2 separate regions of the Homo sapiens genome follow, and region 2 is linked to region 1. Evidence: read pairs that join two places in POLR2A ChIA-PET (ENCODE). Cell type or tissue: PC-3. All regions are shown on one strand. Each heading gives the region's core, and the rest is flanking DNA. Links, peaks and the distances in the headings are about the cores only. Region 1 has its middle 9.4 kb from the start of ST6GALNAC2. Region 2 holds the start of LINC02080 (long intergenic non-protein coding RNA 2080).

What was found. ChIA-PET counts read pairs that join two places held together with the same protein. Peaks named below come from ENCODE experiments on the same cell type or tissue, not always from the same donor. Only the 100,000 strongest peaks of a DNase experiment are listed, where the experiment ranks them.
Region 2: POLR2A ChIA-PET joins it to region 1 with 7 read pairs; 3 of 35 experiments call an interaction of 5 or more read pairs at or near these places.

Annotation. Positions count from the first base shown.
Region 1 is chr17:76,587,283-76,603,156 of GRCh38, forward strand. No RefSeq gene overlaps it. Among named protein-coding and RNA genes, the nearest start is that of ST6GALNAC2, 9.4 kb to the left of the region's middle. RefSeq lists enhancers at 1-245, 13,950-15,149, 14,476-15,023, 15,024-15,570 and a silencer at 13,805-14,099. In PC-3, for the core only: a CTCF peak has its summit at 6,237; a DNase peak (open chromatin) is centred at 6,199; H3K27ac peaks cover 1,703 bases.
Region 2 is chr17:76,790,705-76,806,578 of GRCh38, forward strand. It overlaps LINC02080 (long intergenic non-protein coding RNA 2080), which reads left to right and starts at 8,340. Exons shown (of 3, transcript NR_110837.1): 1 at 8,340-8,840; 2 at 13,481-15,249; 3 at 15,584-15,874. It also overlaps a transcript of MFSD11 not described here. RefSeq lists an enhancer at 13,772-14,295. In PC-3, for the core only: no CTCF peak of the experiment used is centred there; a DNase peak (open chromatin) is centred at 6,927.

The DNA of each region.
Region 1 (15,874 bases), core at 3,755-8,754:
CTCAGTACTCCTACCAAGTCAGGGTCACTGGAGGTCACTCACATTGGGCCAGTTCTTTCCTTCACCCCAAGACTGCTCAGCAGAGCCAGACTCATCTTGCTACCCCGCAGATGGGCACTACTTGGAATTTATGGTGTCACGACTTTCATTTCAATCTTTATGGGTTTACTTGTCAAAATTCCTGTAGATGTTACTTATCCCCTGATCACTGGCTTCTCACATTTCCTCAGACCTTCTCTCTGTGCCCATAAATATCCCTCCTAGCCCTTGCTCTCAGTAAGTGCCTTACCCTCTACTTCATGGAGAAAAGGAGAATCATTCATTAGTAATTTATTCAACTTCCACTTACAAACCTACAAACTTGGCCCCCACACACAGCCCAGCCTCTCCCTGCCGGGACTCTAGTCTTTTTTTTTTTTTTTTTTTTTGAAACAGCCTGTTACCCAGGCTGGAGTGCAGAGGCGTGATCTCGGCTCACTGCAACTTCCACCTCCCAGGTTCAAGCGATTCTCCTGCCTCAGCCTCCCCAGTAGCTGGGATTACAGGAGTGCACCCCCATGCCCAGCTTTTTTTTTTTGTATTTTTAGTAGGGATGGGGGCTTTACCACGTTGGCCAGGCTGGTCTCAAACTCCTGACCTCAGGTGATCTGCCCACCTTGGCCTCCCAAACTGCTGGGATTACATGTGCGAGCCACTGCGCCAGGCCTCAGGACTCCAGTCTTAAGAGCTGGGGAGAGGGTGCTCTCCTCCTGTGTGGGAGTTAACCCCCTATCTGTGTTAATAATCCAGGTCCACCTCCAATGCCTTAAATGGCAGTACTCCCCTCACACCAAGATCTCCTATCCACCCACCTGGAGTTCTCCTTCCTCCCATCTTCAGCCTCACAGGACCTCCAGGGTCTCCATCCTTCCCTTTTCTCCCAGTGGGCCAACCCTCTCTCAGCAGCTTTCTTTCCTATCTAGGCAGGACTCCCTGGGTTATAATCTGAGCTACTCCTGCATCAGTAACCCAGATTCTCTTGTGTTCCTGGCTTTCTTCCCAGCAAAACTCTGACCTGGATTCACTCTTGCCTCTGCCTCTCCTGTGCTGCCTGTCCCTGGCCTGGCTGAGTGCTGCAGGGGTCAGGGGTCAGGTGTAGCTCATTCCAGAGTGTGAATTGGGAACACAAGTTTGGCCTCAGCTGGCTCTCAACATCAGCCATTTCCTTATCCTTGCTCAGCTCCAGCTTCTATCCTGCTCAACAATGATTCTAGAACTTACTTCTTTCCTCAAGCCTCCTCTTTTCCCAGCCATACCTGTGAGAAAATGCAGCCCATCAGGAGTGACCTTCAACTTCCCATGCCCCCAAGTTCAAAGTCATCTTTTGTTAAGAACTGTGCAGATTTTGCTCTCCTTACAAGCTAACCAATGAAACTGCCATAGTTCTGTGGATGCTGGTAGAAGACACAAGACTACTGGATCAGAGACAAAGGACTTTATTACTCATGGTGCAGCAAGCAACATAGGCATCATGTTTGTGTCACTTCTCTTTACTCCTCAAGCCCCATGAGAGTGATACAGAGAGGCCCAGGTGAGTGTTGCACACACAATGGGTTTGCAGCACAGCTGAGAATCCCTGAGATAAGGAAACCAGAATCTTTTATAATGGGCTGCAAGCAAACCTGCTCTTGTCCAAGAGGGAGACATTATCTTTATTACGTTGGATAGTGAGGAAATCTGCCCTCTGCTCCAGAGGGAGGCACTATCTTTATCTTCCAAGGCAGTCTGCTGTACCAACAATCTTTTTTTTTTTTTTTCTTTTTTAGACAGAGTCTCGCTCTGTCGCCAGGCTGGGGTGCAGTGGCACGATCTCGGCTCACTGCAAGCTCCACCTCCCGGGTTCACGCCATTCTCCTGCCTCAGCCTCCCAAGTAGCTGGGACTACAGGCGCCCGCCACCACATCTGGCTAATTTTTTGTATTTTTAGTAGAGATGGGGTTTCACCATGTTACCCAGGATGAACTCGATCTCCTGACCTCGTGATCCGCCCGCCTCGGCCTCCCAAAGTGCTGGGATTACAGGCGTGAGCCACTGCACCTGGCCTATACCAACGTTCTTGAAAAGAGCCTGGAACAAAAGGTCAGTTGGTCCCTCTGCTCACAGCATGATCCTGCCCATGCACCCTCACCTTATTGCTCCAGACTCTCCTCCTTCCAGGGAGAGCCAGCCTCTTCACTGTGACCTCCCATTCTTCAGCTCTTGCTTCAGCAGCCCTCCCTGCCCCCTCTGCAAGGTCCTTATCACAGCCTATGAACATGCCCCAAATAGCTCATCCTAAAAAGCAAAGCAAAGCAAAACAAACAAAAAACGCCATGGAGCTGGCCCCCTTCATAGCTACTCTCTTTTTCTTTCATCCAAGTTCTTGGTAGAGAGTCTATTCTGTCTCTGCTTCTTTTTGCATCTGACTTCCTTACCTACGATGCCATTGAAATTGTACCCACTGAAGTCACTAGCAACCATCATCCTTCCAAAGGGAGTCCACATTTTCCAGTTCTAATTCTGCTGCATCTGTCTCTCTGAATTTGACACTTAGCTCCCAGTAATTCCAGCCTGCAACTCTTTGTTCTCATGGTTTCAACAACCAGCTTTCTGTTTGTGACTCCTGAATTAGTCTCCATCTGAGGCCCAGATCTCTATCAGCTGCAAACCTGTTCAGCTGTGTATAAAGGCATCCCTGGAGACCTGCGTTACTTTTTTCTTTCTTTCTTACTGTTTTTTTTTCTTTCTTACTGTTTTTTTTTTTTTTTTTTTTTTGAGTCAGAGTCTCACTCTTGTTGTTCAGACTGTAGTACAGTGGTGAAATCATGGCTCCTGCAGTCTTTTTCTTTTTTTTTGAGACGGAGTCTCACTCTGTTGTCCAAGCTGGAGTGCAGTGGCATGATCTTGGCTCACTGCAACCTCCACCTCCTGAGTTCAAGCTGCCTTGATTCTCCTGCCTCAGCCTCCCAAGTAGCTAGGACCACAGGCGTGTGCTACCATGCCCAGCTAAGTTTTTGTATTTTTAGTAGAGATGGGATTTCACCATGTTAGCCAGGATGGTCTTGATCTCCTGACCTCATGATTTGCCCGCCTCAGCCTCCCAAAGTGCTGGGATTACAGGCGTGAGCCACCGTGCCCAGCTGGCTCCTGCAGTCTTAAACTCCTGGGCTCAAGCGATCCTCCTGCCTTAGCCTCCCAAGTAGCCAGGTCTATAGGCATGTGCCACTATACCCATCTAATTTATTTTTGTTTTAATTTTTGCAGAGACAGGGTCTTGCAGACACAGAGGGCCTACTTCTCATGGGTTTTTCAGGGCTAACTATGGGACTTGAGTATGTGTGGATTTGGTTTGGTTATACGGGCAGTCCTGGAACCAATCCCCCATGGATAATAAGGGATGACTGTATGTAAATACAATTATATAATATATAATTATAAAATTATACTTTTTATAATTACAGAATTTCCTTTACCAGAGTTGTTTTTTTTTTTTTTTGTCTCATGTGTATTTGAATCTTGTTTCAGCCTGAAGATTCCTTTAGTATTTCTTGTAATGTGTGTCTGCTAGCAATAAATCCTCTTACTTTCTGTTTACTTAGAAGTGTCTAGGCACCTGCCACCACACCTGGCTAATTTTTGTATTTTTAGTAGAGACAGGGTTTCACCACGTTGACCAGGCTGGAGTCCACTTTCACTAGAAAGTGGGGCTATAGAGTTCCTCATGCTGGCAGTTCATCTTTTGCAATTTTTTTTTTAAACAGTCTCACTGTATTGCCCAGGCTGGAGTGCAGTGGCGCAATCTCAGCTCACTGCAACCTCCACCTCCCGGGCTCAAACGATTCTCCTGCCTCAGCCTCCAGAGTAGCTGGGATTACAGGCACCTGCCACCACACCCGGCTAATTTTTGTATTTTTAGTAGAGATAGGGTTTCACCGTGTTGGCCAGGCTGGTCTCGAACTCCTGACTTCAAGTGATCCACTTGCCTCGGCCTCCCAAAGTGTTGGGATTACAGGCGTGAACCACCGCGCCCGGCCGCAATGGTTTTTAATTTAATGTTGACTTCCTCATTGATTTGTCATCTTAAAATTCTATTTTTTGAATCAGGAAAATTGATCTGGATGTTTGATAAATCTAAGGAATTGTTAAATTTTAAAATGTGTGGCTAGGTGCGGTGGCTCACACTGTAATCCAGCACTTTGGGAGGCTGAGGCAAGATGATATCTTGAGCCCAGGAGTTTGAGACCAGCCAGGGCAACCTAGTGAGACTCCATCTCTATTTTTAAAAAGAAAGAGGTCAGGTGCAGTGGTTCACACCTGTCATCCCAGCACTTTGGGAGGCCAAGGCGGGCAGATCACCTGAAGTCAGGAGTTTGAGACCAGCCTGGCCAATATGGCAAAACCCTGTCTCTACTAAAAATACAAAATTTAGTCTGGGGTGGGTGGCGGGCACCTGTAATCCCAGCTACTCAGGAGGCTGAGACGGGAGAATCGCTTGAACCCAGGAGGCAGAAGTTGCAGTGAGCCAAGATCACGCCACTGCACTCCAGCCTGTGAGACAGAATGAGACTCCGTCTCAAAAGAAAAGAAAGAAAGAAAATGTGTGATAGTAGCATTGTGGTTATTTTTTAAAAGTGTCCTTATTGTTAATAATACATACTGAATATTTACAAACGAATATGATACATGGAATTCTTTAAAAATAACCAAGTCTGGGCCGGAAGTGGAGAGTGGATGGGGACACAGATGAAACAAATTGGCTATGAGTGTGGCTCATTGTTGGGGCTGTATAATGGGGATATGAGGGTGCATTACAGTATTCTCTCTACTTTTGTATATATTCGAAATTTTCCCTAACAAAAACCTAAATTTTTCTTTTTAGCTGAAATATGCTTCATTAGATATTTCAAAACTATAAGGTTATCCTTAACTTCAATCAAAGTCTTTAAAAGTATATATACATGCTTTTCACATAAGATGAACTATGGATTACGGATTTGCAAAACCAAGAGATCAAAACTTCGAGTACTCTATGTTCTAAAACAACCACATGTAAGCATTTTGTAAAAACATATTTTTACTAAAATCAATTTATTTCTCAGTATCTGAAACTGGCATGAATGTCGAGCAAGTTCCTAATCAAAATGTATTAGATGTTCTAATTATGTGTCAGAGGCTGTTTTTGTCATTTCAATCAAAACCATTTTTAGATGATTGATTATTTTATGAAAAAAAGCAATGATGAAAATTGTTGCAGTTGTATTTCAAGAGTTTATAAAAAGACAAATTTATGCATTGAATTGAAGCTGAGTAGAAACCGAGTTTGGAAAAAGAAAATACAGTTGATGGCTTAAATTTGAATATGAACCGGATATTCTAGATCAGTCAGAAAATGGATTATTAGCACTTGAGATTCACGAAATTAGAGCCTACTGCTTTTCAGGGTTTAAGAAGTTTCTTTTTTATTTTTTTTTATAAACTCATTAATGGGAAGACTTTTTTTTTAACTTCTTGAAAATGTCAACATTTTGAAAAAAATGTTATTTTATCATAAATGAGAAACTAATTTTTTTTTTGAGACCGAGTTTCCCTTTTGTTGCCCAGGCTGGAGTGCAGTGGCGCGATCTTGGCTGACTGCAACCTCCACTTCCTGGGTTCAAGCGACTCTACTGCCCCAGCCTCCCAAGTAGCTGGGATTACAGGTGCACGCCACCACCCTCAGCTATTTTTGTATTTTTAGTAGAGATGGGGTTTCACCATGTTGGCCAGTCTGGTCTCAAACTCACAACCTCAGTTGATCCACCTGCCTTGGCCTCCCAAAGTGCTGGGATTACAGGTGTGAGCCACTGTGCCCGGCCAAACCATTTTTGTTTAATTTCATTTCTACATGGTCGTCAAACGTGCCTATCCAATGAAGCCTTCATAGAAGGCCCAAGAAGACAGAGTTTGGGGAGCTTCTGGATAGCGGAGCATGTGGAGGTTCCAGGAGGGCAGGGTGCCCAGGAAGGGCATGGAAGCTCCGTGTCCCTTCCCCATACCTTGCCCTATGCATTTCTTCATCTGTATCTATTGTGATATCCTTTACAATTAAACTGGTAAACATAAGTGTTTCCTGCCTCTGTGAGCCACTCTAGCAATTTAATTGAACTTGAGGAGTGAGTCATGGGAACCCAAATTTATAGCTGGTTAGTCAGTAGCACAGGTAATACAACCCCTGGGGGTTGTGATGGGAATTGGAAGTGGGAGGGAGCAGTCTTGTGGGACTGAGCCCTCAACCCGTGATCTGATGCTGTCTCCAGGCAGATGGTCTCAGAAGTGAACTGAATTAGAGGACACCCAGCTGGTGTCCGCTGCAGAATTGATTGCTTGCTTGTTGGTGGGGAGAGATCTGCACACATCTGGTCACAGAAGTCTTCTGTGTTGATTGTTGTTGAGTGAGAGCAGAGGAAAAATGCGTGTAGGAAATGCGCACGAAGGAAATGTGCACGTGTGGGAGGGTGGGGCAGGGCCGGGAGCCGGATCCTCATCTTCCCTGGGAGACATCAGTAGATAATCTAAAACATAATTGTCAACGCACACATGTAATTTCGAAGTATGGAGGTAAATGCCAAAGGCTCAGCTGGAAGATTTGAAAGTGGCTGACTCTGCATAGATGAAATAGCAGGAGAGTAGCTGGGGACTACCAATTTTGAAAAACAATATTCTCTCAGGGAATTCACAAGTTGAATTTTATCCTCAGGCCCAGCATCTAGAAAATAAGCCCAAGCTCTGATGCCTCTCATTCAGGGCTCCCAATGAGCTGGACCTCGCCTGCTGCTCTAGTAAGATTCCTGCGTTATATTTTCTGCAACAGCATCACCTACTGTCTTGTAGGCCCCACACGTGCATGTTGCTGTCTCGCCCCATTCTTGTTCCTGCATTCCTCTTTGCCTGGCTTGCTGTTTCTTCCCTCCACCCTCCACCTGCCCCACCATCACCTTTTTCTCCTGCCTTCCTGTGGATTATTTTGCTTTTAGCATTCTGTTTTTGTTTCTTGTTTGTTTGTTTTTTGAGACAGAGTCTCACTCTGTCACCCAGGCTGGTGTGCAGTGGCATGATCTCAGCTCACTGCAACCTCTGCCTCCTGGGTTCAAGCGATTCTCCCACCTCAACCTTCCGAGTAGCTGGGATTACAGGTGCGCATCACCACACCCGGATAATTTTTGTATTTTTAGTAGAGATGGGGTTTCACCACGTTGGCCAGGCTGGTCTCAAACTCTTGGCCTCAAGTGATCCACCGCCTTGGCCTCCTAAAGTTCTGGGATTACAGGCGTGAGCCACCGTGCCCGGCTCCATTGTTTTCTTTATTCCCCATGTTCCATGTTTTCTTCTTTTATCATTTCCTTCTTGTTTGAAGAGCTTCCTTTAGTTATTCTTTCAGGGCAGTTCTTCTGGGGACAATTCTCTTAGTTTTCTTCATCTTGTCTGGACGCTACTGCTTTCCTTGGGTCAGTCTATCTTCGTGGCAATACCACATTGCCTTAATTACTTTAGCTACGTAAACATCTAGATATGTGTGATGTAAGCCCTCTAGCTTTGTGGGATTTCTTCAGTATTGCCTTGGCTATTCTTGGCCTTTTGCATTTCCAAATGTTTTAGAATCAGCTTGTTATTTCTACAAGAATCCTCTTGGGATTTGGTTGGGATCACATTATAGGTTAATGTGAGTAAATGGGATATCCAGAAACATTATATATAGTTCCATGTATTTGGGTTAATTTCTCAATAATATTTCATAGTTTTCAGTATGCAATTGTGCTCATTTTTCCGTAAATGTATACCTAGGCGTTTGGTCCTTTTTTTTTTCAACTTAAACATACTTTATTTACTGATTAAGAACTTATTGTACAGAAAATGTCTTATGTGGTTGATCTTAGCTTTGTTCATGCTGACTTCAGGGGGTCTGGTTCTCTATGCTCAAGATTGTTCGATTGGCCGGGTGCGGTGGCTCATGCCTGTAATCCCAGCACTCTGGGAGGCCGAGGTGGGCGGATCACGAGGTCAGGAGATCGAGACCATCCTGGCTAACACAGTGAAACCCAGTCTCTACTAAAATATACAAAAAATTAGCCGGGCGTGTTGGCGGGTGCCTGTAGTCCCAGCTACTCGGGAGGCTGAGGCAGGAGAATGGTGTGAACCCAGGAGGCGGAGCTTGCAGTGAGCGGAGATCGAGCCACTGCACTCCAGCCTGGGCGACTGAGGGAGACTCTGTCTCAAAAAAAAAAAAAAAAAGATTGTTCGATTGCCGCTGTTGCTGTTGGTTTCTTTTCTTTCAGGCTCAAGGTGAGTACTTTCATAGATCTTAGTTTTCATTCCTTCTCTGGCAATTCTTTCCTGGATTCTTTGCTTTGCATAATTATACCTCCAGTGAAACCAGCATCCCAAAGTCACCAAGATAAATCCCCCTACTCCAACGTCACATGATCTTCTAATTCTACCTTCCTCTGCGCGCGGCTCGCCGGGCTCCAACCGGGGAGGCCATGGGAACGATTCCGAGCCTGCACCCGCCCTCTGTTTGGTGCTTTTTGATGTTATTGTAAACAACCTTGTTTTTAAAATTTCATTTCTTTATTTTTTCATTGCTGACATATAGAAATGCAATGGTTTGTTTAATTACCTGTGTATTGAGATTTTGCTAAATTCACTTTTAAATTTATGTATTTTTGGCCGGGAGCAGTGGCTCACGCCTGTAATCCCAGCACTTTGGGAGGCTGAGGCGGGCGGATCACGAGGTCAGGAGTTCGAGACCAGCCTGAGCAACATGGTGAAACCCCGTCTCTACTAAAAATACAAAAATTAGCTGGGTGTGGTGGCGCGTGCCTGTAATCCCAGCTACTCAGGGGGTTGAGGCAGGAGAATTGCTTGAACCAGGGAGGTGGAGGTTGCAGTGAGCCAAGATTGCGCCACTGCACTCCAGCCTGAGTAACAGAGCGAGACTCCACCTCAAAACAAAAAAATTATTTATTTATTTATTTTTTAGTGATGGAGTCTTGCTCTGTTGTTCTGTAGGCTGGAATGCAAGGGTACAACCACAGCTCACTGTAGCCTCAACCTCCCAGGCTCAAGTGATCCTCCCACCTCAGCCTCCCAAGGAGTAGCTGGGACCACAGGCACACACCACCATGCCTGGCTAATTTTTATGGATTTTTAGTAGAGACAGGGTTTCGCCATGTTGGCCGGGCTGGTCTCGAACTCCTGGGCTCAAGCGATCCACCTGCCTCGGCTTCCCAAAGTACTGGGATTATAGGCATGAGCTACAGTGCCTAGCCTAGTGTTTAATGAGTACAAAGTTTCTGTTATCCATGATGAAAGAGTTCTGGAGATGGACAGTGGTGACCGTTGCACAACATTATGATGTTTGCAATTGTTGAATACATAGAGGGAAGGGTCCCTCTCCTGCCAGGGAAGCTGAAGGACAGATGGCCCTCTCCCTGCTCATGGCAGCCAGAACACAAGCACAGGGCAGAGTCCGCCACCTGGGTGCTCCTGGGACTTTGAATATTGAGAGATTGATACAGAGATGCAGAGATAAAACAGAGTTTCTTTTTGTCGTTGTTGTTGAGACGGAGTCTCGCTCTGTCACCCAGGCTGGAGTGCACTGGCACGATCTCGGCTCACTGCAAGCTCCGCCTCCCGGGTTCACGCCATTCTCCTGCCTCAGCCTCCCAAGTAGCTGGGACTACAGGCGCCCACCACCACATCTGGCTAATTTTTTGTATTTTTAGTAGAGATGGGGTTTCACTGTGTTAGCCAGGATGGTCTCGATCTCCTGACCTCGTGATCCGCCCGCCTTGGCCTCCCAAAGTGCTGGGATTACAGGCGTGAGCCACCGCGCCTGGCCAAGATAAACAGAGTTTCTTACAACTGTGCATGGATAGATCAAGAGTCCACTGGGCTGGTGGCAGATCCCTGGTGGCAGCAATACAATGGCGTTGTCCCAAATGGACAGTTCCAGCAGCAAGATCTTGGATGTAGTCTCACTGCCTGGTCACATGACCACTTATTTGAAGTCAACTTTATACCTTATGAAAGCACTCAGAACTGGATTAAGAAACAGAGGACGTAACTGAGACTTTATGTGTGTGTAGGCGTGGGTGTGTGGTGAGGGCAGTGCCACCCAGTGACCTCCAGCTGGTACTCTGAAACTGTGCATGCCTCCCCAGCCTCCAATCTACTCTGGCTGAGTCCTCTTGGGAAACTCCCAGAGGCTGCACTTTCCCCCAGAATGCAAGACCAGGCAAGCTCTCCTTTTTGCTGCTGGTCCCTAGTGACAATCTCTCACCTCAGCACCAAAACAAAGCAAGTCCTCACCTGCTCCTTTCCCCAGGGAGCCCTGGATCTCAGATGTACTTGCCAAGTCCTGTGTGATTGCCTCCCTGGCTGCTGTCTTACTTCAGAGAGGCAGTTGTGGGGACAGACAGAGTCAGGGACATCTGCTCCAGCCACTGTTCCCCGAGAATCCCGTAGCTGGGTTCCCTTGGAATAAAAAAAGGAAGTGGGGAGGAATGCCAAGGAAGAGGACACTTCGAACATCTCTGAGCTTCACACACTCCAAACGGCAGTAGAGCACTTAAGAGAGGGGACTCCAAAGCCCAACAATCTCAGCTCTATTTGTTAACCGTGTGAACCCAGGGGAAATTACTTAGACTCTCTATGCGTCAGTTTCCTCATCTATAGCACAGAAATGATGATAGTACCAACTTCAAGAGGATTGCTGTGCTCATTAAATGTGCTTGCAACAGTTCTGGAAACAGGAAGCACTATACAAACGTTGGCTGATACAGTCCTGAACAGACTGAAAAGTGATGTGTTGGGGACAGACCTAGGCCTTGAGAAAGACTGGGCTCTTTGTGGAGGAAGAACTACACTGCCAGGCATTGGACAGGGGAAGAGCTGGACTCTGCCTGCAAATCTGGTGTCACCAGATGTGTTGGATTGCTGACAAAGATGGCATTGAATGCACAGCCCTTTGCAATGTGACTTTGTCACTCCTCCTAACAAGAGGCTGAGTCTGTTTACCCACCTGCAGAATGTCGGCAGCTGCATGGGTAACCCCAAGCCAGAGCAGAAGGAAGCTGATCCCAGCACAAATTGCTGATCTGTAAAATCATAAGCAAATACATGGTCATTCTTTTAAACCTTCAGATTTTGGAAGACTTGGAGGGCAGCTTCACAGGTAGTGAAGTTGTTCTTGGGCCCTGTCTTTAGGGTAGAGCTGCTGCTTACACCTGGGGAGCCCCAGGAGTGGTGACATTTTCTTCCTGGGCTCCAACAGGTGCCTCATGATGTGCTGTTTGTTCATCCCTTACCCACAAAGATGGAAGCTGTTATTTCTTATATCACTTCTCTGTTTTGTTTTTTTTTTTTGTTTTTTGTTTTTTCTGAAGCAAGCTCTTACTCTGTCGCCCAGGCTGGAGTGCAGCGGTGCCATCCCAGCTCACTGACCTCCCAGGCTCAATCATCCACCTGCCTCAGCCTCCTGAGTAGCTGGGACTAAGGTATGCACCACTACACTCAGCTAGTTTTTTGTATTTTTTTGTGCAGATAGGGTTTCGCCATGTTGCCCAGGCTGGTCTCAAACTCCTGGGCTCAAGCGATCTGTCTGCCTCAGACACCCAAAGAGATTACAGGCATGAGCTCCCGTGCCTGGCCATCACATACTTCTTGAAAAACTCTAGATGCTGGACCTGGTTGCTGGGCAAATACAAAGCTGTAAGCAGGTTAAAAGAGAATGGCTAATTTGGGAGGACTGCACAACCAGAGGAAGGGAGACCAAAGGAAAGGAGACACCCAGAACTGTCTCCTACTGAAGGAGAATGAGGAAAGGACCAGGTGGGAACTTTAATCAAACAATTATAAGTGTCCTTGCCGGGCGCAATGGCTCACGCCTGTAATCCCAGCACTTTGGGAGGCCAAGGCAGGCCGATCACCTGAGGTCAGGAGTTTGAGACCAGCCTGGCCAACATGGTGAAAACTCGTCTGTACTAAAAATACAAAAATTAGTTGGGTGTGGTGGTGCGCACCGTAATCCTAGCTACTCAGGAGTGTGAGGCAGGAGAATCACTTGAACCCGGGAGGCAGAGGTTGCAGTGAGCTGAGATCGCACCATTGCACTCCAGCCTGGGTGACAGAGCAAGATTCTATCTCAATAATAATAATAATAATAATAATAATAAGCATCCTTGGGCCGGGTGCGGTGGCTCATGCCTGTAATCCCAGCACTTTGGGAGGCCAAGGTGGGCGGATCACCTGAGGTCAGGAGTTCAAGACCAGCCTGACCAACATGGCGAAACCCCTTCTCTACTAAAAATATAAAAATTAGCTGGGCATGGTGGCAGACACCTATAATCCCAGCTACTTGGGAGACTGAGGCAGGAGAATCGCTTGAACCCGGGAGGTGGAGGTTGCAGTGAGCTGAGATTGGCCCAATGTACTCTAGCCTGGGTGACAAGAGGGAAATTTCATTTCAAAAAAAAAAAAAAAAAGGAAGTGTTGCAAGCTTCCAAGGGCAAACGCATTTCCGTAGAAGGGAAAGAGAATTAACCTAACATTGGACTCTCTCTTGTTTCTAACATGAGAAGCTGGAGAACAATTTGGCAAGAGGACAAGTTTCTTGTGAGACGCGTGGGTATATTTATACATTCACAAATGCCCCCAGCCAGAAGTGATGTGTGTCTCCACGCCCAGCTAAGCACTGTGATGAATGATTCTGCTCTGGTTGTCTAAATGGTGTCTGCCTAAGTGAGAAACCTACCTATTCCCTTGGCCCAAACCCCTTTCTTGCCAAGCCTCTCTTCTGTACCCAAATTGTATCGCCTGACATGGTCCTGATTTCACTAGCCCCTGACTCTGAGACAATGATACTCATTGCTGTTTTCTAATACCCCCGAAGCAACGAGCAAGGTTAGACGAGTCCGATGAATCTGTAAGAGAGGAATTCTCCACCCATGCCTGGGGTTGGCTGTGTCAAGAGTTTGTCTTTCATCTCCTCCTACGCTCAGGAGTGCTGTGTCTGTGCAAAATGGCAGGGCGTGCAGACCCTGTTTCTTCCTGCCCTCGCGCTCAGCTAAGGGTAGACACCATATCGTGCATCACCTTGGGTGTGCTATTTGCCTTGAGTTTTTTTTTAGGTGGGGCTGGGGGGACAGGGTCTTACTCTGTCACCCAGCTTGGAGTACAGTGGCGCCGTGATCATGGCTCACTGCAGTCTTGAACTCCTGGGCTCAAGCTATCCTTCCACCTCAGCCTCCTGAGTAGCTAGGACTATAGATGCGCACCACCACACCTGGCTAATTTTTGTACTTTTAGTAGAGATGGGGTTTTGCCATGTTGCCCAGACTGGTCTTGAACTCCTGAGCTCAAGGAATCCGTTTGCCTTGGCCTCCCAAAATACTAGGATACAGGCATAAGCCACCACACCCAACCTGCCTTGAGATTCTGAGGAAGCTGGTGTGTGCGTGAGTGTGTGTGTGTGAGTGTGTGTGTGTGTTTGTGTATGTGAAGGGGGTCGGGGTCAGGCCTCTAGTTCCCTGTTCCCCAGTGCCAACACAGAACTATTCTTTGTGCCCACCCAGTATGTGATAATCCAGAAAATGCCACATTTTTGTATAAACCGATTTGCAAACAATTTTGTAGATAAGTATAAATCCTCAAGCTTGGTACAGTGTACTTTTCTCCTTCTGTGAACACAATGTTTGACTTTAAGCTTTCCTTTAAATACCAGTCAAAGCAGGGAATAGTGACTTATGCCTGTAATCCCAGTACTTTGGGAGGCCGAGGTGGGCCGATCGCTTGAGCCCAAGAGTTCGAGACAAGCCTAGGCGACATCGTGAGACCCTGTCTCTACCAAAAAGAGAGAAAAAAAGTTAACTGGGTGTGGTGGCACATATGCAGGAAGCTAAGGTGGGAGGATCGTTTGAGCCTGGGAGTTCAAGGCTGCAGAGAGCTGCAATAGCGCCACTGCACTCCAGCCTGGGTGATGGGGTGAGACCCTCTCTCAAAAATAAATACATACAGTCAACAGGACATGTGAGGACTGCCATGGAGACCAGCATGAATGCAACACTATCCTCTGAGTACACTTTAGACTTTCCATTACTATCACCAGAAAGGGGTCCCAATCCAGACCCCAAGAGAGGGTTCTGGGATCTCATGCAATAAAGAATTTAGGGTGAGTCCAGAGTAAAGTGAAAGCAAGTTTGTTAGAGAAGTAAAGAAACAAAAGAATAGCTATTCCATAGGCAGAGCAGCCCCAAGAGCTGCTGGGTGGCTATTTTTTTTATTTATTTTTATTTTTAGTAGAGATGGGGTTTCATGGTGTTAGCCTGGATGGTCTCAATCTCCTGACCTTGTGATCCACCCGCCTCCGCCTCCCAGTGGGTGGCTATTTTTATGGTTATCTCTTGATCATATGCTAAACGAGGAGTGGATTATTATGTTTTCCAGGAAACGGGTGGGGATTTTTTGGAAATGAGGTTTCCTCCCCCTTTTAGACCATATAAGGTAACTTCTGAACGTTGCCATGGCATTTCTAAGCTTTCATGGTGCCGGTGGGAGTGACTTTAGCATGCTAATGCATTATAATTAGCATATAATGGGCAGTGAGGACTATTAGAGGTTACATTTGTTGCCATCTTGGTTTTGGCTGGCTTCTTTACTGCATCCTGTTTTATCAGCAGGGTCTTTGTGACCTGTATCTTGCGAGCTCCTATCTCACCCTATGACTAAGAATGTCTAACCCCCTAGGAATGCAGTACAGCAGGTCTCAACCTCATTTTACCCAGTCCCTATTCAAGATGGAGTCACTCTGGTTGAAGTGCCTGTAACATTACTAACACAAATATCTGTCCTGCTTCTGAATCTCTCTTGATCTCTCCAATGCACCCTCGACCCAGGAGCAACTTTTGGACCCTTTGCCTACTCCTCACTGCAAAAAAGAACAAGATCAAAAACTGCTGATCCTAGGCTGGGCATGGTGGCTCACACCTGTAATCCCAGCATTTTGGGAGGCCAAGGCAGGCGGACCGCCTGAGGTCGAGAGTTTGAGACCAGCCTGGCCAACATGGCGAAATCCCGTCTCTACTAAAAATACAAAAATTAGCCAGGTGTGGTGGCAGGCACCTGTAATCCCAGCTACTCGGGAGGCTGAGGCAGGAGAATCACTTGTACCTGGGAGGCAGAGGTTGCAGTGAGCCCAGATCGTGCCATTACATTCCAGCCTTGGCGAGAGAACAAGACTTTGTCTCAAAAAAAAAACAAAAAACCCAAAAAAACTGCTGACCCAGAAGCAGAGAATTGCGAGACGTGTTAGATCTGTACTTTAACCTTTTAAATCCTCTAAAACAGCTGAATTAGTTGTCTAAGTCCCAGGCATGTGAGAAAAGAGGAAAAATAATGTTAAATCCGTGAGTAACTGTGTGAGCCCTTGCACCAGTGACTCTGAAAGGCGGAAGAGAAAGAGAGACTGGGGTTGTTGAAAGATAAATTATGCTGCAACGTTTAATGGATAAGCCATGGTTTACCCACCGGTAAAACACTCAATTCCTGGCCCAGGCTTTGAATCATTGCAAGGGCACTCCTTGGGAAGAGGACATAGTTGGAGGCTGTTAGTCTGTTTTTACATTGCTATAAATACCTGACAGTGGATAATTTATAAAGAAAAGAGGTTTAATTGGCTCATTGTTCTGCAGGCTGTACAGGAAGCATGGTGCCCACATCTGCTTGGCTTCTGGTGAGGCCTCAGGGAGCTCTTATTCATGGCGGAAGGTGAAGTGGGAGCAGGCATGTCACTTGGAGAGAGAGCAATAGAGAGAAGGGAGAG
Region 2 (15,874 bases), core at 4,983-9,982, 200 kb after region 1:
CCTAGCACTTTGGGATCACGAGGTCAAGAGGTCGAAACCATCCTGGCCAAAATGGTGAAACCCCATCTCTACTAAAAATACAAAAATTAGCCGGGCGTGGTGGCACACACCTTGTAGTCCCAGCTCCTCGGGAGGCTGAGGCAGTAGAATTCCTTGAACCTAGGAGGTGGAGGTTGCAGTGAGCCAAGATCACACCACTGCACTCCAGCCTGGGCGACAGAGCCAGACTCCATCTCAAAAAAAAAAAAAAGAAATATTCTAACTTGACATTTTGTGTGTTTTGTGTGTTTTTTGGTCCTTGATCAACAATATACTAAATCTTAATACTAGGATGTATATTTGTGTGAAGGTAGAAGGTCAAACTTGACCTTCTTTTTAACTTTGTGTGCAAATAGTGTGAATGTGCCCTGGACACCTCCCTGCAGCATTGGGCTATGATTTACTGGTTTTCTGAGCTGCTATTAAATCTGGAAGTTTTGATGTTCTTATCAAGAGTAGTTCTGCCCTATTTCTGTGTGATAATTTAGAGAACAAGCAGATTGCAGCTTTAGAGAAGTCTAGTCCAGAGGAGGCTCCTTTGAGCATTTATTTTTGACTTCGTTTCAATTCACAGGTCCTCTTTCTTTTACTTCCTGAAAATGTTGTCAGATATTTCCAATTCTTCAGTCTTTTTTGTTTACATTCTAAGCCTGTTTAACTTTTTTTTTTAAATTGGTTTAGTTTTCTCAGTTTTATATCTTAGAAAGGGATCTTTTGGGATAATTGTCACTGAACCGAAAGCAATTTGATGACTCATATTGTAGACACTGTGAGAACATGTTGAGGAAAAAACAGATGTTTTCTTCTCTACTTCTTTGTGGTTGGCGCGCTGGGGAGGTAGCCTGCTGAATCCATGTGCCGTGGGGGAGCCGCACGGGGTGTCTGGGCTGGCTCTCCTCCCACAGGTGGCTGCCCCCCAAGCTGTACCCTATTCTGCAGGAAATGATTTGTTTGGCAGCCAGAGCTTGCTTTCCACTAAAGAACATTGCCTTGGCTCTGGCAAACCCTTTGACTTAGGAACCATTTTGGCCTGTCCCATTATTTTGCAGAATGAAGCGCTTTGGGTTTGCTATACAGCTGGTTTTGGTTTTTTGCTTGTTTTTTTTTTTTCTTTTTTCTTTGTGTTCCCCCCCGCCCCGAGAGATCAACTCTTTCATTTTATCCCTTTCTGGATCAGAAACCATTGAAACCAGTGAAAGAAGAATAGCCCAGTGCAGGGCACTCACGTCTATTCAACACTGAATCCTTAATATGCTAGATGAGCCCAGCACATTTCATACAGTGCCATGGTGCCCTCCACGGCCTGACCTTCCAAAGCGAATTTTCTCTGCTAGAGACATCACTAATATATATTGAGTGCTTACCTACATACCAGGCACCCTTTTTTTTTTTTGAGACAGAGTCTCACTATATTGCCCAGGCAGGAGTGCAGTGGCACTATCTTGGCTCACTGCAACCTCTGCCTCTAGGGTTCAAGCAATTCTCCTGCCTCAGCCTCTTGAGTAGCTGGGATTACAGGTCTGCATCACCACATCCAGCTAATTTTTGTATTTTTAGTAGAGAGGGGGTTTCACTATGTTGTCCAGGCTGGTCTCGAGCTCCTGACTTCAAGTGATCCACCCATCTCAGCCTCCCAAAGTGTTAGGATTACAGGCATGAGCCACTGCACCCGGTGTAGGCGTTCTTTTATTTTTCTTTTCTTTCTTTTTTTTTTTTCCGGGCTCTCTTTAAAGCATGTTACAAGTAATTATCAACTAGAAACCATTATCCCCATTTTATAGATGAGAAAACCAAGGCACAGAGAGATCAAGTAACATATCCAAGATGGCAGAGCAGGTAAGTGCAGATAAGGACCCGCCTAAATTTGTCCATGTCCTGATTGCTGGAACCTGTGAATATGTTAGTTCCATGGTAACGGGGAATTGAGGTTGCAGGTGCAATTAAGGCTGCTAATCAGCTCACCTTGAGATGGGGAGATTATCTGGAATTAGCTGAATGGGCCCAATATAATGTCAGGTCCTTAAAGTGGAAGATTATCAGGGAACCTGCCCCCAATAGTCATGTAGGTTCTTTTCTATTTTCCCTAAGCATCCGCCGGGTTGAGAAATAAAGGGACAGAGTACAAAAGAGAGAAATTTTAAAGCTGGGCATCTGGGGGAGACATCACATGTCGGTAGGTTCCTTGATGTCCCACAAGCTGCAAAACCAGCAAGTTTTTATTAGTGATTTTCAAAGGGGAGGGAGTGTATGAATAGGGTGTGGGTCAAAGAGATCACATGCTTCACAAGGTAATAGAATATCACAAGGCAAATGGAGGCAGGGCGAGATCACAGGATGGGCGAAATTAAAATTGCTAATGAAGTTTCGGGCACGCATTGTCATTGATAACATCTTATCAGGAGACAGGGTTTGAGAGCAGACAACCAGTCTGATCAAAAATTTATTAGGCGGGAATTTCCTCGTCCTAATAAGCCTGGGAGCACTATGGGAGACTGGGGCTTATTTCATCCCTACAGTTTCGACCATAGAAGATGGCCACACCCAAGGGGGCCATTTTAGAGGCCTACCCTCAGGGCCGCATTCTCTTTCAGGGCTGTTCCTTGCTGAGAAAAATAATTCAGCAATATTTCTCCCATTTGCTTTTGAAAAAAGAGAAATATGGCTCTGTTCCGCCCGGCTCACCAGCGGTCAGAGTTTAAGGTTATCTGTCTTGTTCCCTGAACATTGCTGTTATCCTGTTCTTTTTTCAAGGTGCCCAGATTTCATATTGTTCAAACACACATGCTCTACAATTTGTGCAGTTAACGCAATCATCACGGGGTCCTGAGGCGACATACATCCTCCTCAGTTTACGAGATGACAGGATTGAGATTAAAGTAAAGACAGGCATAGGAAATCACAAGGGTATTGATTGGGGAAGTGATAAGTGTCCATGAAATCTTCACAATTTATGTTCAGAGATTGCAGTAAAGACAGGCATAAGAAATTATAAAAGTGTTAATTTGGGGATCTAATAAATGTCCATGAAATCTTCACAATCCGTGTTCTTCTGCCATGGCTTCAGCCGGTCCCTCCATTCGGGGTCCCTGACTTCCCACAACAGAAGATGGAGGCAGGAGGGTCAGGGTCAGAGTCAAAGTGATGCATTGGGACAAAGATTCAGTCTGCTGTTGCTGGCATTGAAGACAGTGGAAGGGACCACAAGCCATAGAATCTAGGTGGCCACTAGGAGGTGGAAGAGGCAAAGGAACAGTTTCTCCCCTAGAGCCTCCAGGAACAATGCAGCAGCCTTGCTGACACCTTACTTTTAGCCCCAGGAGACCCGTCTTGCACTTCTGACCTCCAGAAGTGTAAGATAATAAAATTGTGTTGCCTTTAAGCCACTCAATGTGATAATTTGCTATAGCAGCAGTAGCAAGCTAATACAAGGAGAGATGGATTTTTAAAAATCTCATCTGGGCTGGGTGTGGTGGCTCACACCTGTAATCCCAGCACTTTGGGAGGCTGAGGTGGGTGGATTACCTGAGGTCAGGAGTTCGAGACCAGCCTGGCCAACATGGTGAAACCCCGTCTCTACTAAAAAATTAGCCGGGCGTGGTGGAGCGCACCTGTAATCCCAGCCACTCAGAAGACTGAGGCAGGAGAATTGCTTGAACCCAGGAGGTGGAGGTTGCAGTGAGCCTAGATCACGCCACTGCACTCCAGCCTGGGTGAAAGAGCGAGACTCCGTCTCAAAGAAAAAAAAAAAATTAGCCAGGCGTGGTGGCAGGCACCTGTAATCCCAGCTATTTAGGAGGCTGAGGCAGGAGAATCACTTGAACCTGGTAAGCAGAGGTTGCAGTGAGCCAAGATCATGCCATTGCACTTCAACCTTGGCGACAGAGCAAAACTCTGTCTCAAAAAAAAAAAAAAAAAAAATCTGAAGAAGATGTACTCTTTTTTTTTTTTTTTTTTTTTTTTTTGTTTTGAGATGGAGTGTCACTCTGTCACTCAGGCTGGAGTGCAGTGGTGTGATCTGGGCTCACTGCAACTTCCACCTCCCAGGTTCAAGCGATTCTCCTGCCTCAGTCTCCCAAGTAGCTGGGATTACAGGTGCCCGTCACCATGCCCAGCTAATTTTTTTTGTATTTTTAGTAGAGACGGGGTTTCACCATCCTGGCCAGGCTGGTCTCGAGCTCCTGACCTCGTGATCCACCTGCCTCGGCCTTCAAAAGTGATGGGATTACAGGCATGAGCCACCACACCCAGCCGAAAATGTACTCTTAACCACAGTCAGTCCTCCATAACCATTTTGTATTGTAGGTTCAAACAACCATGGATCGAAAATATGGGGAAAAAAATTGTATCTGTACTGAACATGTGCAGACTTTTTTTCTTATGAGTCCCTAAACAATGGTGTATAACAACTATTTACATAGCATTTACATTGTATTAGGTATTGTAAGTAATCTAGAATTGTAGTAATTACGGGCTCATGCCTGTAATCCCAGCACTTTGGGAGGCTGAGGCGGGCGGATCACCCAAGGTCAGGAGTTCGAGACCAGCCTGGCCAACATGGCGAAAACCTGTTTCTACCAAAAAAAAAAAAAAAAAAAATTAGCCAGACGTGGTGGCGTGAGCCTGTAATCCCAACTACTTGGGAGGCTGAGTCAGGAGAATTGCTTGAACCTGGGAGATGGAGGTTGCAGTGAGCTGAGATTGCACCACTGTACTCCAGCCTGGGTGACAGAACGAGACTCCATCTCCCAAAAAAAAAAAATTATAAAGTATGCAGGAAGATGTGTGTAGGTTATATGCAAATACTATGCTATTTTATATCAAGGACTTGAGCATCTGCAGGTTTTGGTATCTGAGGGATGACTGGGATGACTACACATCTTTCATGATGTTGACAATCAGTGGAAGATGAGGGATGTTGTAATTTTGATTAAATTTCTCCATTCAGAAAATGGTGGTGCTTTCTAATTTCCTACCAGATCAGCTCACTGCAAGCTCCACCTCCCGGGTTTACACCATTCTCCTGCTTCAGCCTCCTGAGTAGCTGGGACTACAGGTGCCCGCCACCACGCCCGGCTAATTTTTTTTTTTTTTTTGTATTTTTTTAGTAGAGACGGGGTTTCACCATGTTGGCCAGGATGGTCTCGATCTCCTGACCTCGTGATCCACCTGTCTCAGACTCCCAGAGTGCTGGGATTACAGGTGTGAGCCACCACGCCTGGCCGATCAGGCCCATACTTCTTTGCCTGACACTGAACAATTCCTAAAACCTCATCCTGCAAAACCATACCTGCTCCATGCAAAACCAAAACTTCAAGACTCTAAAACCATGCCAGTCTCCAAAACATACCCTTTTCTGTAGACACATTTATTTTATTCTTGTTTCATGAATACATTTTACTTCAACATCTCTGCCTTTGTTCATATTGTATTTCTTTGTGGAATGACCTCTCTTTCTCCTTCCTTCTATCCAAATCCTATTCATCTTCAGGACCTGGCATAAGTCCCACCTCCCTGTGAAGCCTTTTCGGACCACAGCAGCCTTTTCCTGACTTTAGTGAAGTTCCCACAGACTGAATCACACCTCATCTTGCATTGCTTCCTTTTCCCCCATGTGTTTTTCTTGTTCTCACAACTATATTAACTCTTGGGGGGAAGGACTGTCATTTACAGTCTACATCGTACAGTCTACAGTCTAATATCCTCGACATTGACTAGTCTGATGACTTCCAACACCAAATCTCTGGGGGTTTCTCTTCCACACCAGCCGACTCTGCAGCACCAGCTGGGTGTTCAACAATTCAGTTCAATCCTGACACTACCAGGAGTTAGCACCGACCCTCACAGGTTAAGTAAGGTCTCAGTCCCACAAGACTACCATTACCAGAAAGGGATCCTGATGCAGACTCCAAGAGAGGGTTCTTGGATTTCACACAAGAAAGAATTCCGAGGCTGGGCACGGTGGCTCATGCCTGTAATCCCAGCACTTTGGAGGCCGAAGTGGATCTGAGGTCAAGAGTTTGAGACCAGCCTGGCCAACATGGTGAAACCCCATCTCTACTAAAAATACCAAAAAAAAAAAAAAAAAAATTAGCTGGATATGGTGGCACGAGCCTGTAGCCCCAGCTACTTGGAAAGCTGAGGCTCGGTTGGGCACGGTGGCTCATGCCTGTAATTGCAGCACTTTGGGAGGCCGAGGCAGGCAGATCACGAGGTCAGGAGTTCGAGACCAGCCTGACCAACATGGTGGAAACTCATCTCTACTAAAAATACAAAAAATTAGCCAGCTGTGGTGGCAGGCGCCTGTAGTCCCAACTACTTGGGAGGCTGAGGCAGGAGAATTGCTGGAACCCAGGAGGTGGAAGTTGCAGTGAGCTGAGATCGCACCACTGTACTCCAGCATGGGCGACAGAGCGAGACTCTTCCTCAATTAAAAAAGAAAAAAGAAAAAAGAAAAGAAAGTAAAGAAACAAAAGAATGGCTACTCCATAGACAGAGTAGCCCTGAGGACTGTTGGTTTATTTTAAGGTTGTTTTTTGATCAGTTGCTAAGCAAGGGATGGATTTTTTAAGAGTTTTCTGGAAAAGGAGCGAGCAAGCCCCAGAACTGAGGGTTCCTCCCTTTTTAAGCAATATAGGGATATAGGGTAACTTCTGGGCATTGCCACGGCATTTGTAAACTGTCACGGCTCTAGTGGGAGTGTCTATTAGTATGCTAATATGTTATACTTAGCATATAATGAGGTTGAGGATGACTAAAGTTCCCTTTAGTCGCTGTGTTGGTTTTGGTGGGTTTGGGCTGGCTCTTTTTCTTTTACAGCATCCTGTTGTATTTATTATCAGGGTCTTTATGACCTGTATCTTGTGATACCAGTCCTGAGGACCTCCTGTCTCATCCTGTGACTAAGAATGCCTGACATCCTGGGAATGCGGGGCAGCAGGTCTCAGCCCCATTTTACCCAGCCCCTATTTAAGTTGGAGTTGCCCCAGTTCAAATGCCTCTGACACTACCCCCACTTACTTCAGATGCCAGTCCTAAATCCAGGCCGTCCATACTTCTTACTGACCAGCTGTAAAGGGAGGGGAGTTCCTATAATCCCCAGCTCATATTTGATAATTTGCTAGAATGGCTTGCAGAACTCAGGAAAACATTTTTTTTTTTGAAACAGGGTCTCACTTTGTTGCCCAGGCTGGAGTGCAGTGGTGCTATCATAGTTCACTGCAGCCTCAAACTCCTGGGCTCACGTGATCCTCCCACCTCAGCCTCCCGAGTAGCTGGAACCACAGGTGCGCACCACCACGCCCGGTTAATGTTTTAAATAAATTTATGTAGAGATGGGGTCTCACTATGTTGCTCAAGCTGGTCTTGAACTCCCACGCTCAAGCAATCCTCCCACCTCAGCCTCCCAAAGTGCTGGGATTACACGTCGGAGCCACCATGCCTGGCCCAGGAAAACAATTTACTTAAAATTGCCAGTTTATTGTAGAGGATACAACTCAAGAAGAGCCAAATGGAAGAGATGTGTAAGGTGAGCTTGGGGTGGGGATGCAAAGCCTCTATGCCCCGTCCAGGGATGCCACCCTCCCAGCACCCCATGTATTCACCAACCTCGAAGCTCATCACGTCTCCAGATTTGAGAGATTTTATGCAGCTTAATGGCAGCCTCCTCCCTGCCCTTTCAGGAGATCAGTGGGTGGGATGAAACGCCCAACCTTCTAATCACTTGGTCTTTCTGGTGACCAGTCATTTGTGAGACTATATGGGGACCCCACCCTTTGTCACCTCAGTACATGTGTTATCAGAGAGGCTCATAACAACCAAAGACACTCCTGTCTTTCAGGAAATTCCAAGGCTTGTAGGAGTTCTGTGCCACTGAGGACAAAGACCAAATATATTTCTTATTATATCACATCTAGTAAAGGTCTGAGCCTCAAGGTGACTCTCGGGAAGTGGTTAGCAACCAGTGAGCTGTTGCTCTATTATGATTTAGAAAATAAGGAAATGAGGCAGGGCATGGTGGCTCATGCCTGTAATCCCAACACTTTGGGAGGCTGAGGCAGGAGGATCACCTGAGGTCAGGAGTTCGAGACCAGCCTGACCAACGTGGCAAAGCCCCGTCTCTACGAAAAATACAAAATTAGCCAGGCATGGTGGCACATGCCTGTAATCCCAGCTACTCGGGAGGCTGAGGCGGGAGAATTGCTTGAACCCAGGAGGCGGAGGTTGCAGTGAGCCAAGATCGCACCAGTGTACTCCAGCCTAGGCAACAAGAGTGAAACTCCATCTCAAAAAAAAAAAAAAAAAAAGAAAATATGGAAATGCAATAGATTCAGAATCATAAGATGTAGACACAGAAGGAATCTTGGAGAACATTTAAAACTTAGGGAACTCTTGAGACAAAATCTCACTCTGTCACCCAGGCTGGAGTGCATTGTCACGATCTTGGCTCACTGTAACCCCTGCCTCCCAGTTCAAGCAACTCTCGTGCCTCAGCCTCCCAAGTAGCTGGGATTATAGGTGCCCACCACAATGCCTGGCTAATTTTTGTAGTTTTAGTAGAGATGGGCTTTCACCATGTTGGCCAGGCTGGTCTCGAACTCCTGACCTCAAGTGATCCACACACCTCAGCCTCCCAAAGTGCTGGGATTACAGGTGTGAGCCACCACGTCCTGCCTTATTATTATTTTTGAGACACAGTCTTGCTCTGTCACGCAGGCTGGAGCCATGTCAGCTCAATGCAACCTCTGCCCCCCTGGATTCAAGCAGTTCTCCTGCCTTGGCCTCCTGAGTAGCTGGGATTACAGGTATGTGTCACCACGCCCGGCTAATTTTTTGTATTTTTAGTAGAGACTGGGTTTCCTGACCTCAAGTGATCCACCCACCTCGGCCTCCCAAAGTGCTGCGATTACAGGCGTGAGCCACTGCGCTGGGCTCATGGTTCCTAATTATATCGCAGAACCACACCTCTGTGTCCCAAACATTATTGCAAAGCATTTCTCTTCTCCCACCTTGTTCCCACCCCCAACCTTGCCCAAAGCTTAAAGCTTACAAGTCACCTAAATATTCTATTAGGGGAAAAAAACTCCAGCATGTTTTATTATCTGATCAGATGCATCATCTCATACCCCCTTTCCCCATGATTTCTCCTGCATTTCTTCTTGCTATTCCAGCCACTCCTATAGCCTTTTCTTCTCTTTTTTTCTTTTTCTTTTTCCTTTTTTTTTTTTTTTTTTGAGACCGAGTCTCCCTCCGTTGCCCAGGCTGAAGAACTGTGGTGTGATCTTGGCTCACTACAACCTCTGCCTCCTGGGTTCAAGTGATTTTCCTGCCTCAGCCTCCAAAGTGGCTGGGATTACGGGCACCCGCCACCACTCCCAGCTAATTTTTGTATTTTTAGTAGAGACGGGTTTCACCATGTTGGCCAGGCTGGTCTCGAACTCCTGGTGTCAAGTGATCCACCTGCCTCGGCCTCCCAAAGTGATGGGATTACAAGTGTGAGCCACTGTGCCTGGCTTAGCCTTCGGTTTTGCTATTTTCTCTTTTTACTAAGTATCTGGCTAAAAGGGTTTTCTTGGAGCTAGTACTGAAGTGGTATCCTTAAGGGAGGTAAAAAGTCCAAAAGCTGGCTTAAGTGTCCAGTAAGGAATCACTTAATTTGGCACAGAGGGAAGCATTGCCTCTGTAATGGTCACCTATGAAATCCTTTCCAATTAAACAGCCTTCTCCTTTGTGCTGTAGTCTCTTTGTATTGGTGTGGCCATTTGTCTGTGGGTAATAGCCAACTCGCAATGGATTGTTGCTGCTATTAATCTTTTTTTCAAGAAAGAAAATGACACACATAATAACCTGTTTGAAAAAGCCCTTTAATGGTACATTATTATTTGTTGTCTGGCTACAGAACAGTGAGGGCAGTGCATAGCTGTCTATACACTTTTCTTGCTGCTACAGAACTGATTGACTGCAGTAAAATAACCTTAAGATGTGTTTCTATGTTTCAGTGTAGAGGGTATACTTAGAATTTCCTGTATTTATCCTTCTATTAATACCATACTCAGACTGGGTGCAGTGGCTCACACCTGTATTCCTAGCACTTTGGGAGGCCAAGGCAGGCAGATCACCTGAGGTCAGGAGTTCAAGACCAGCCTGGGCAACATGATGAAACCCCATTTGTACCAAAAATATAAAAATCAGCTGGGCGCAGCAGCACGTGCCTGTGATCCCAGCTACTTGGGAGGTGGAGGCAGGAGAATCGCTTGAACCTGAGAGGCAGAGGTTGCAGTGAGCCGAGATGGCACACTGCACTTCAGCCTGGGCAACAGAGGGAGACTCGGTCTGAAAAAAAAAAAAGGAATAAAAGAATGGCTACTCCAGCCGGGTGTGGTGCCTCACGTCTGTAATCCCAGCACTTCGGGCGGCTGAGGAGAGTGGATCACTTGAGGCCCGGAGTTCGTGACCAGCCTGGCCAACATGGCAAAACTCCGTCTCTACAAAAAACTTAAAAAATTAGCCAAGCTTGGTAGCATGCACCTGTAGTTCCAGCTTTGAGCCCAGGAGGCAGAGGTTGCAGCGATCTGAGATCATGGCCTGCACTCCTAGCCAGGGGCACAGAGCAAGGCTCTGTCTCAAAAAAAAAAAAAAAAAAAAAAGGAAAAGAAAAGAAAAAGGAAGAAAAAGAAATAATAGCTACTGCATAGGCAGAGCAGCATTTTTTTTTTTTTTTTTTTGAGACCAAGTCTCACTCTGTCACCCAGGCTGGAGTGCAATGGCATGATCTCAGCTCACTGCAACTTCCGCCTCCCAGGTTCAAGCAATTCTCCTACCTCAGGCTCCCGAGTAGCTGGGATTACAGTCATGCACCACCACGCCTGGCTAATTTTGCATTTTTCGTAGAGACAGGATTTCACCATGTTGACCAGGCTGGTCTCAAACTCCTGACCTCAGGGATCCACCTGCCTTGGCCTCCCAAAGTGCTGGGATTACAGGTCTGAACCACCGTGCCTGGCCCAGAGGTCACTTTAGTTACCATCTTGCTTTTGGTGGGTTTGGCTGGCTTCTTTACTGCATTCTGTTTTATCAGCAGGGTCTTTAAGACTTGTATCTTGTGATACCAGTCCTGCTGACCTCCTGTCTCATCCTGTGTCTAAGAATGCCTGACCTCCTGGGAATGCAGCCCATTAGGTCTTGGCCTCATTTTACCCACCCCCTATTCAAGATAGAGTCGCTCTGGTTTCAGATGCCTCTGAGGCAATTACTGGGCTGGGCACGGTGGCTCACACTTAGCACTTTGGGAGGCCAAGGTGAGCGGATCACTTTAGGTCAGGAGTTCAAGACCAGCCTCGCCAACTTGGTGAAAGCCCATCTCTACTAAAATACAAAAAAAATTAGCCAGGTGTGGTAGTGGGCACCTGTAATCCCAGCTTCTCGGAAGGCTAAAGCAGGAGAATCGCTTGAAGCCAGGAGGCAGAAGTTGCAGTGAGTCCCGATTGTGCCACTGCACTCCAGCCTGAGTGACAGAGCAGAACTCTGTCTCAAAAACAACAACAACAAAAACAATTACTGTCATAAAAATGATAATAACAAGTATTGATGAAGATTTGGAGAAACTGGAACCCTCACATATGGCTAACAAGAATGTAAAATGGTACATCTATTTTGGAAAACAATTTGGCAGTTTCTCAAAATATTACACATAAACCGACCATACAACTCAGCAACTCTAACTCTTAGAAATTTACTTTCACAAAGTCATGCACTTGAGTGTTCCGAGCAGCGTTATTTATAATAGTCAAAAACTAGAAACAGTTGACATGCCATCCACGTGTAAATGTATAAAATGTGGTTTATCCGTACAGTGGAGGGCTGGGCACATGGCTCACACTTGTAATCCCAGCACTTCGGGAGGCCGAGGCAGGCAAATCACTTAAGGTCAGGAGTTCAAGACCAGCCTAGCCAACATGGTGAAACCCTCTGTCTACTAAAAATACAAAAATTAGCTGGGCATGGTGGCATGCACCTGTAATCCCAGCTACCGCATGAGTACACTCAGACAATTGCAAAGGAGTTCCACTCCTCTCACCTTGGGGTCAGCACCTACCCCCATTACACCCATGATCAGCAGGAAGAAGTTAGAGCAGTCTTCACCCTTTTTCCATATTCATTAGCCAACACCTTAAGATTAAGGTGTTATAAAACCCAAAGCGAGGCCAGGAGATCGAGTCCATCCTGGCTAACACGGTGAAACCCCATCTCTACTAAAAATACAAAAAATTAGCCGGGCGTGGTGGCAGGCACCTGTAGTCCCAGCTACTCGAGAGGCTGAGGAAGGGGATGGTGTGAACCCGGGAGGCAGAGGTTGCAAGGAGGTGAGATCGTGCCACTGCACTCCAGCCTGGGTGACAGAGTGAGACTCCGTCTCAAAAAAACAAAAACAAAAACAAAACAAACAAAAAAAAACCCAAAGCAAGAGATTGAAAGTGCCATGGCAAAATTATAACTGAGACAGTGAAAGAGATCTGACCTAACCAACTCCATCTTGCTTTGCATCTCCAAGCTGTTCTTATTCATTCCTGGGCACAGACCGAACTAACTTTGGAAGGAACTTGGTTTATAGTTTAAAACAATGACGATAACAGCCCTTTACCAAAACAAAGTTCCTTCTTGCCTGGAGACTAGACTGCCTTTGTCGGACTAACAAATTAGCCACAAGATTAGAATTTATGGTTTAGGAGTCATGCAGCTGGAGGATACAAGATTCTGACCCTCCTTAAACTGCTCCTAAGATCAGTGTTTGAGATGTTTTGCAGACCCTGCACTCGATGGATCATCTGGCACCACCCAGATCGATAAAATGGCCCATCTGATCTTATGGCCCCTGACCTGGGAATTGACTCCAGCACAAAAGGACAGCTTCAGTTCTGCATGATTTCATCTCTGACCCAACAGTCAGCACTCTTGACTCAATGGCCTTCCCTCCCACCCCCACCAAATTATCCTGAATTAAAAACTGTGATCCCAGAATGCTCAGGGAGACTGATTTGAGTAATAATAAAACTTTGGTTTCCCACACAGCCGGCTCTGCCTGAATTACACTGTCTGTATTGCAAATTCCCCTGTCTTGATAAATTGGCTCTGTCTAGGCCGTGGGCAAGGTGAGCCCGTTGGTCAGTTACAACCATGCTCAGCTAATTTTTTGTATTTTTTGTAGAGATGGGGTTTTGCTGTGTAGCCCAGGCTGGTCTTGAACTCTGGGCTTAAGGGATCCCCCCATCTCAGCCTCCCAAAGTCCTGGGATTACAGATGTGAGCTACCATGCCCCGCCTAACTGAGTAGCTTTACTTATTTATTTAAAAAAATTAGTTTTATTTTTTATATCGTAAGCCTTACTTGCAAAATGAGTAGCTTTCAATAGATGATCTTTCTCTCTTTTTTTTTTTTTGAGATGCAGTCTTGCTCTGTCAACCAGGTTGGAGTGCAGCGGCGCAATCTTGGCTCACTGCAACCTCTGCCTCCCGGGTTCAAGTGATTCTCCTGCCTCAGCCTCCCAAGCAGCTGGTATTACAGGTGCCCGCCACCACGCCCAGCTAATTTTTGTATTTTTAGGAGAGACAGAGTTTCACCATCTCGGACAGACTGGTCTTGAACTCCTGACCTCGTGATCCACCTGCCTTGGCCTCCCAAAGTGCTGGGAAATGACAGGTATGAGCCACTGCGCCTGGCCAGTGATCTCTTCTTACTGCACTCTGTGACTTGCCTTGAATTCCTTCCTGCACAAGATCCAGGAACCCTCCCTTAGGGTCTGGGTAGGGACCCCTTTTTCTGGCAACAGAGACTTTAAATACTTTTATGACTGCCTCTGATAGATTGTTCTACACATCTGTCCTTTTTGTTAACATGATTATAGGAAATGTAATTTAGGGCACCAAGAGAAGATCTATTCACGGAACACAGGAGTGAATACACACTGCCTCTGTATTGATGGAACTCATGCTGGGCCATTAAGTATTTATCCATGTATGCAAATGAGCATTGTTTTCAAGATATTGAGCCTCTCCTACCTTTCCTTCTAACTGATCCAAATCAGAATAACCTGATTGGTGAGCTGAGCTTCACCTCTAACTTGACTTGTTGTTGTGCTGCTATTGGTAATGAGGTGATACTAAGGGACTTTTTATGTTGATAGTGTGAGCGTCTCACATGCATGGGATAGGTAGGGTATGTGGGCCCTGGGTTTTGACTAGGTGAGATGCGAGGAAATACTTTTTTCTCTTTTTTTTTTTTTTTTTTTGAGATAGAGTTTCGTTCTTGTTGCCCAGGCTGGAGTGCAATGGTGCGATCTCAGCTCACTGCAGCTTCCACTTCCTGGGTTTAAGCGATTCTCCTGCCTCAGCCTCCTGAGTAGCTGAGATTACAGGCACCTGCCACCACTCCCGGCTAATTTTTTGTATTTTTAGTAGAAACAGGGTTTCACCATTTTGGACAGGCTGGTCTCAAACTCCTGGCCTCTGGTGATCTGCCTGCCTTGGCCTCGCAAAGTGCTGGGATTACAGGCATGAGCCACTGTGCCTGGCCTTTTTTTTTTTTTTCACCATTTTTTGAGACGGGGTTTCACTCTGGCCCAGGGTGGAGTGCAGTGGGACTACAGGCATATGCCACCATGCCCGGCTAAATTTTGTATTTTTTAGTAGAGATGGGGTTTCACCATGTTAGCTAGGCTGATCTCGAACTTCTGACCTCATGCGACTCACCAGCCTCGGCCTCTCAAAGTGCTGGGATTACAGGCATGAGCCACCACGCCTTGCCAGATATGAGGAAATACTACCCACTTTGGCAGAGTGCTTTATCCTTGCTAAAATACCTTACCCCAAATGCAAGAAACAAATCTTATTCCTGTTTGTTTTTTGAGACGGAGTTTGCTCTTGTTGCCCAGACTGGAGTGCAACTGCGTGATCTCAGCTCACCGCAACCTCTGCCTCCTGGTTTCAAACCATTCTCCCACCTCAGCCTCCCGAGTAGCTGGGATTACAGGCATGCTCCAGCATGCCTGGCTAATTTTATATTTTTAGTAGAGACGGGGTTTCTCCATGTTGGTCAGGCTGGTCTCGAACTCCCGACATCAGGTGATCCGCCTGCCTTGGCCTCCCAAAGTGCTGAGATTACAGGTGTGAGCCACCACGCCCGGCCCTTATTCCTGTTATTATGTGCAGATATTGAGAGGTGACAGCGTGCTGGGAGCCCTCTCAGCCCTCGCTCGCTCTTGGAGCCTCCTTGGCCTCGCTGCCCACTCTGGCCACGCTTGAGGAGCCCTTCAGCCCACCGCTGCACTGTGGGAGCCCCTTTCTGGGCTGGCCAAGGCTGAAGCCAGCTCCCTCAGCTTGCGGGAGGTGTGGCGGGGGAGGTATGGAGGGGGATGCGCAGGCGGAACCGGGGCTGCGCGTGGTGCTTGCGGGCCAGGGCAAGTTCCGGGTGGGTGTGGGCACGGGCGGCCCCGCACTCGGAGCTGCCCGCCAGCCCCCCGGCCCCGCCGCCCCGCCGGCACGGGCAGTGAGAGGCTTAGCACCTGGGCCAGCAGCTGCTGTGCTCAATTTCTCGCCCGGCCTTAGCTGCCTCCCTGCGGGGCAGGGCTCCGGACCTGCAGCCTGCTATGTCTGAGCCTCCCCGCCCCCGCCGTGGGCTCCTGCCCTGCCCGAGCCTCCCCAATGAGCGCCGCCACCTGCTCCAGGGCACCCAGTCCCATCGACCACCCAAGGGCTGAGGAGTGCAGGCGCATGGCGCGGGACTGGCAGGCAGCTCCACTTGCGGCCCAGTGTGGGATCCACTGGGTGAAGCCAGCTGGGCTCCT